2 separate regions of the Homo sapiens genome follow, and region 1 is linked to region 2. The links are chromatin contacts, found by Hi-C or POLR2A ChIA-PET in ENCODE. All regions are on one chromosome and are shown on one strand. The core of a region is the stretch at or near the end of the contact, and the rest is flanking DNA. Distances in the headings are between cores, read along the strand shown. Region 1 overlaps MEIS2 (Meis homeobox 2). Region 2 overlaps MEIS2 (Meis homeobox 2).

What was found. Hi-C counts contacts between places; a loop is a spot of excess contacts on that map. ChIA-PET counts read pairs that join two places held with the same protein, here RNA polymerase II (POLR2A). Pooled maps may share reads with other maps.
Region 1: a pooled map of left cardiac atrium shows a loop between it and region 2 (2.0-fold over the local background). The contact joins two enhancer-like sites. A Hi-C loop is called at or near these places in 25 of 168 maps with a recorded cell type or tissue (Calu3, Right ventricle myocardium inferior, Right ventricle myocardium superior and 12 more), 1 of 37 single-sample maps with no recorded cell type and 26 of 50 pooled maps. POLR2A ChIA-PET finds 5 or more read pairs at or near these places in 4 of 52 experiments (BJ, GM12878, HepG2 and 1 more).

Annotation. Positions count from the first base shown.
Region 1 is chr15:37,078,556-37,081,447 of GRCh38, forward strand. The region is part of intron 7 of MEIS2 (Meis homeobox 2); the gene reads right to left. Among named protein-coding and RNA genes, the nearest start is that of MEIS2, 21 kb to the right of the region's middle. Within about 2 kb of position 1,389, at least 2 of the 41 ENCODE cell types and tissues checked have a DNase peak (open chromatin) inside an H3K27ac peak, as active enhancers do.
Region 2 is chr15:37,013,580-37,016,512 of GRCh38, forward strand. All of the region lies in intron 8 of MEIS2 (Meis homeobox 2), which reads right to left. Among named protein-coding and RNA genes, the nearest start is that of MIR8063, 42 kb to the left of the region's middle. Within about 2 kb of position 1,617, at least 8 of the 41 ENCODE cell types and tissues checked have a DNase peak (open chromatin) inside an H3K27ac peak, as active enhancers do.

The DNA of each region.
Region 1 (2,892 bases), core at 139-2,638, 65 kb after region 2:
TTGCATTTTGCTTTTTGGAAGGAAAAAAGGATTGCCAGGAAAAAACAACCAAAAAAAAAAAAAAAAAAAAAAAAAAACACCAAAAAAGAAAACTCATTTTCTACCTCTGTCCACAAAACTCCATGTTAGGTAGTTCACTGTGTAAAAATTATCAGGCTAAAACATCTGGGAAAGAAAGCTATGAAACAGCAGGGAACGTGGCTGGTTTATTGTTTATCTTTTGTTTATGAGGCAGTATTCAAGTTTAATTACTACTCTAAATTAAACTCTAACTGGCATCAGGAGACATCCCTTTACATGACTCAGTTAAAAAAAAAATCTAGAAATCCCAAATCTGGGTTTCTCAAGTAAGTTGATACATATAGGAAGAAATTACTCAAAATTAACAGCAATTATAGAAACCTTTTAAGCATTTATGGGCACCATTACATGCTCCTAGAGCATTTATTTATTAGAAGAATTTAATTTTACTTCTAATGGTTACTACTCTAAAAAGTCTTGAGAAAAATCAACAGAAAATCTTTGGATGTTTGCTGATGGTTAAAGAATGGCATTATTTTAAATTTTATTTGGGGGGAGAAAAGAGAAAGAAAATGCAATGTAAATAGTCCATATACAACAGTTTATTCTATGGCAATGTTCAATTATCAATTATAGTCTCACAGAATTTTTTTGACACAATTAGGAGGACAGGAAGGAAAAAAAATGTCATTGTATTTATCATAACAGTAAGTGACCAGTTTTGGATGAACTTAGCTCTAGGAAAAATAAAAGTTAGAAGCAACTAGCAAAAGATTATGCCAGATGGCATCTGTCATATTGTATTTAGGGTTATTTTAAAGAGATTGCCGCCACTATGAAAACATTCCATTGACAGAGTTTTCCTAGACTGAATAAGAAATCCCAGTAGAACATATTCAGGACCCACAGTAAGTGGGTTTGAAGCCCCCTCCTCCTCTTTAAATATATAACTGGAATACTTTGGTGGGAAAAAAATACTATTTTATAACTATAACATGTATTATAAGCTCAAAAGTGCAATACTATCTTAGACATTTGCTTACCTATAAACACTTACATTCACTACTAAGGAGATATTTGTAGGTTTCAACACCATGATTGCTAAACAACTGTATAATACATAAATAAATATCTAGCTATGAGGAATTCTAGCCTCATCGCCTGGAAAATAGATGGGGACATCAACAGAGGGACGTGGTAGGTGGCAGAGTTAGGGAGAACTATGCTGGCTTGTACAGCCCTGTGTCCTGAAAGATTAGAGCAATATAGATTCTAGAATGCTAATGTATTTAGGTTAACTGGGTCTGGCAACAGTATGGTTAACGTGCGTGTGGTGTGCAGTGTGAGCTCAGCAGTTACTGGGCCAACTGTCTCGGTATTTCTGGGAATCCTGCCTATTCACAGTGCAGGGATTGTTCAATTGCTGCAAAATGTACAAAATGAATTTTACAAAAATGAATTGTAAGGAAGGCCCCATTACAACGATTTTACAGCAAAGATGTCAACATCAATTTTTCTTTCATGCATAGCTAATGATTAAAACAGCATATTCCATTTGCCTAAGACAATTTATTTCATATTGGCACATCAAAATATTGAAATACAAAGTTATCTTTACTCTACCCTTTTTATTCATTGCGGCTGAACCCATACCATTGTTCAAACCAGGAAAAATAAAACAAACTTGGCACGAAATACTTAAAACAAAGGCTCATCAATATTCTCCAATTTGTCAACATCTCAATTACAGCACTGGAAAAAATGTAAATTTCATGTGCTCTAAACACTGAGGGGTCTATTCTCTTGCCAATTCACATGCGTAACTCCCATCAGCGTTAATGGGAGCTACACAAACCCATCAATAATAATAATACTTTGTACATATATTGTGTCTTTCATCTAAGGCTCTCAAAGTGCTCTAGGAACAAGGGGCTGCTTCCTAGTCGTTACTCTGGCAAAATACACAGTGAAATACAAAGCAGCTTTTGACTCAGCAGGTACAGAATTAGGGATCTCTAGACTTATTATCAAACCCCATTTTACTGATGGGAAGCCAGACACAAAGAGGGCCAGTTACTTCCCCAGAGCCCCAAGTCTGCACCCTAATTCCATCCTTGAAAAACCAGATTTTCTTCCTCCGTCTAATGTGACTAACAAGACAAACTCCCTTCCTTTGGCTGCTTTTAGCAAGAGAAATCAGTGAATGAAAAGTCTGGTTCATATTTATATAGCTTACTGTTAGACATGTGCTCTTTGAAAGATAGTAAAGTCAGGTTTCACATTTTACCAAGTTTATTTCTTAAGATATTTTAAAAATGTGATATACATTTTTTCTCCTCCTTTTGGTTCATTGCTGAAACACTATGGAGGAAAAGATGAACTTTCACCTGTGTAACTGTAGCTGTTTCACTATCAGGTCATAAAACAAGGTATTTTTAGGTTCCAAAGTAAAGTTTCTATGAATCATTATAGTAAACATAATCACAAAAATTATAAAGCAACATAAATACATGTATTGTTTTATAGCATGTGGCTATTAAAGTTTAATTTAAAATGTGTATGAAAACATTGTATTTAGTACAATTCATCCCTATTTTTTGTGTTTATCATAATTTGTTTTGAAACTGAATCATTTTACAGTTTTCCATATGCCTGTTTTGCTAATAAATTCTGAATGCGAAAACTCTTTGCGAAACTACAAACTTGATTTCCAATGAAACATTATAATATATTTAATACTAAGGACATAAATTTCTCTCCCACGTTTTCCATTATACATCAACCCTAAGATTTAACCTAGGATAAGCATATGCGATTTCAGTCAATATCTCTGTTGACTTTGCCCTGAAGCAGATAATTAATCTTTCCCAC
Region 2 (2,933 bases), core at 367-2,866:
AAAATTATATATATATATAATATTGCTAATATATTACATATATATATAATACATATATATATTCTAGGAGGAACTCAAACAGCTCAATGAATTCAGAGCTTTGGCAATGAAATAAAATTAACAACTACCACTCCTTATAACAACTTCTGGGTTAAGCAAAATAGAAATGACTATACCCATTTTACAACTGAAGAAACTGAAGCTCAGAGAGGTGAAACAACTTGTCCATTTAACCTGGTTTCTTAACTGGACTAACCTGGGACTGATATTCCTGGCTTACTCCTCTTTCCAGTATAAGCAGGCCACCTTACAGTATACTTGTGACAGTAGAGACAACATTTCTGTAACTTCACACTTGAGCATACAAAATCTCCACTTGGTGAAGAATCTCAGGGAGGAAGATATGGGCAAGAACCCAGGGAAACAAAGTATCTAGAGACTTAATGGCAAGATGAAATTTTGGAGGCTTTGAGTGGTGGTGGTAGAATGTTAACAATAGCAGAACACCAGGAAGCCTGTTTAAGGGTGCTTTGGGTCCATTTTGTCACATTGCTTCACAAACTACTGTGATCTATTGCAAAGAACTTCTTAAACCCACTGCTTAGATATATGTGAAGCGTAGACCCAGTTACAAGACACAAAACCACAAGACCTTTATCTGCACTTCAAAGTCAGCACAAAAACAAGGGTCGATTATCTCCCAAATTGCCAAACTAATTCTCAAAGCCCAAATGCTTCCAATCCTAAGTGTGGATGCAGTACTATATCTGAGAAAAGAGAATGACTGTGTGGGGAAATGACATCATAACACCAAGATGATTGAGCCACAAATGGAAAAATGAGCTCTTCCCAAAAGAGAGAAAACAACTGATAAAATAGTGCCAAGGTTTGCCTAAAGAGACAAGAGAGAACATCTAAGAATGGGGGATAAAAATCTACATATGTTGTTTTGGTGTCTGACACAATCATCCTAAACCAAATGCATTTTGATTTGAACTTAATTCTGGAATTTTTTATTGTTTAGACCCAAGAGATTTCAATGGCTGATGACGGCACTCAGGCAGGTTTCCTGGACCATCCAATCAGAAGTCCTCTCAAGTTTGGTAACACAAAGTCCAGCTTCAGAGCACAGGTTACTTCAATTATCGTCTCCAACTGTCACTAGGTAACACTCAAAAGTTCTCTAAATGCCAAACAGGAAAGGGCCTTAGGGGGCATTCCTCAACGGATCACTCCCTTCAGGCACTTAGGTCATAGGTCTAAGGGTTTTTTTTTTTTTTTGCTCCTTATCAGCACCATAGATTTTTAACTATGGACCTGAACAGATTGGGATAAAAGGAAACACAACTGTACCACCAAACTCTCATTCTTTTTAATCATAAAAGTACTTAATTCAGAAACTTTAGGGGAAACAAATTCTTTTCTTTCCCAGAATCAGAATTGCACTGACATTGTGGCCCAACATGTGACTTGAGCTCAAGTATACACTAAAGTGAAAAGCTATTGTCAATATTTAGCGGAACGCTATGCCATGTCGGAGGCAGTATCAGCTTCCTAATACCAAAAGAAAATTCACGTATCACAGGGCTACTGAGAAGAAGTAACGTGCAGCCCCAGAGGGCACAGATTTCTGCTTTATGTAAATCAGAGCCTGTCACGGCATGCATGATTCACTGCTCAGGGTGTACTCTCCTGTGACGAATGAGTCCCGCTTAATTTGGCAGTGATTATGCGGGTTGCTGGCCCTCTAAACCCCTTTGAACTTGTAATTGCTGCTGGTTTAAATAATGAACATTAAGGGGAGTTGAATTCATAAAACTGTAGATAATTACATTTTTTTTCTTTTCCCCCTTTGTTTTGGTGCAGGAGTATATCCACACACACACACATGCACACACACACACAAACACACTTCTAAGGCCACCGATCACTGTATCATGCCAGGATGTTATCGAAATAAACTGCAGTCTTGTTCCAGGGTTGGTCAGGGAGGGCAGATTTGAGGTGGGGGAAGTGTGGGGTGGGTGGCAGGGGGAGCATCTGGGAGCTGTGCAAGAGGAAGATCAGAAAGGCCTGGATGCTCTAGGAAAGGAGGAGCAATGGCACTCATGAATATTCATAGCTAGTCACATCTGTAGCAGGCTTGCTTTCTACCTTTTTTTTCCCCCTGTGCAGTGCAACATAGAGCACCAGTGCAAACAAAAGGAGGGAATTTTGCAGCTTCACGAGGCTCTAGATATCCTCGTGGTGGTGAACTTTCTCCATGCTTTTACATTCTACATATGGATTTTTAAAGTATATAGTAGGAGATGTGTATATCCTTTCTTTCTATAACGAAAGAAAACCATCCTGTCCCCACATTTATGAAGTGGAAGAAATCACACACTCCCACAGCACATGGATGACTCAAAGCCAGTCCTCCTTTCCCCCTTCTTTCCCCAACCATTGGTAAAAATCACCCAGTATTCTTTGATCCAGGAAAAAACAAATTTTGATTTTATTTGGAGAAAAATGAAACGTTACTGATGGGAGGGGGCAGAATCCAAAGTTAGCCAAGTCAGCTAGCTCTTCCCCTCCCTGAAACAACAAAGAATGAATGATAAATTTAGCAGCCTCATGTTCAGTTTTCAAACAACACTGCTGAGATTTATAGCTTCACTGCTCCCATGGCAAACTAAGCTGCACACAGAAAGCTATCTGTTTTTGATTTCACTCTGTTTTCTCCAGTTTTTGTTCTTTTTTCTATTTGCAGTGTTTTTTTTTTTTAACTCTACATTTTCTTTTTCCTGGTGTGAGTCGAATATCAAAGGCTAGTGCTGTTGGTAAGCCTCCAGTTTGCGAGAGCCACTCAATGAGATGTTATTAAACCTGCGTCACAACATGGCAGACGGTGATTAATAGCAACTGTATCAACGGTAGCAACTTAAAAAAAA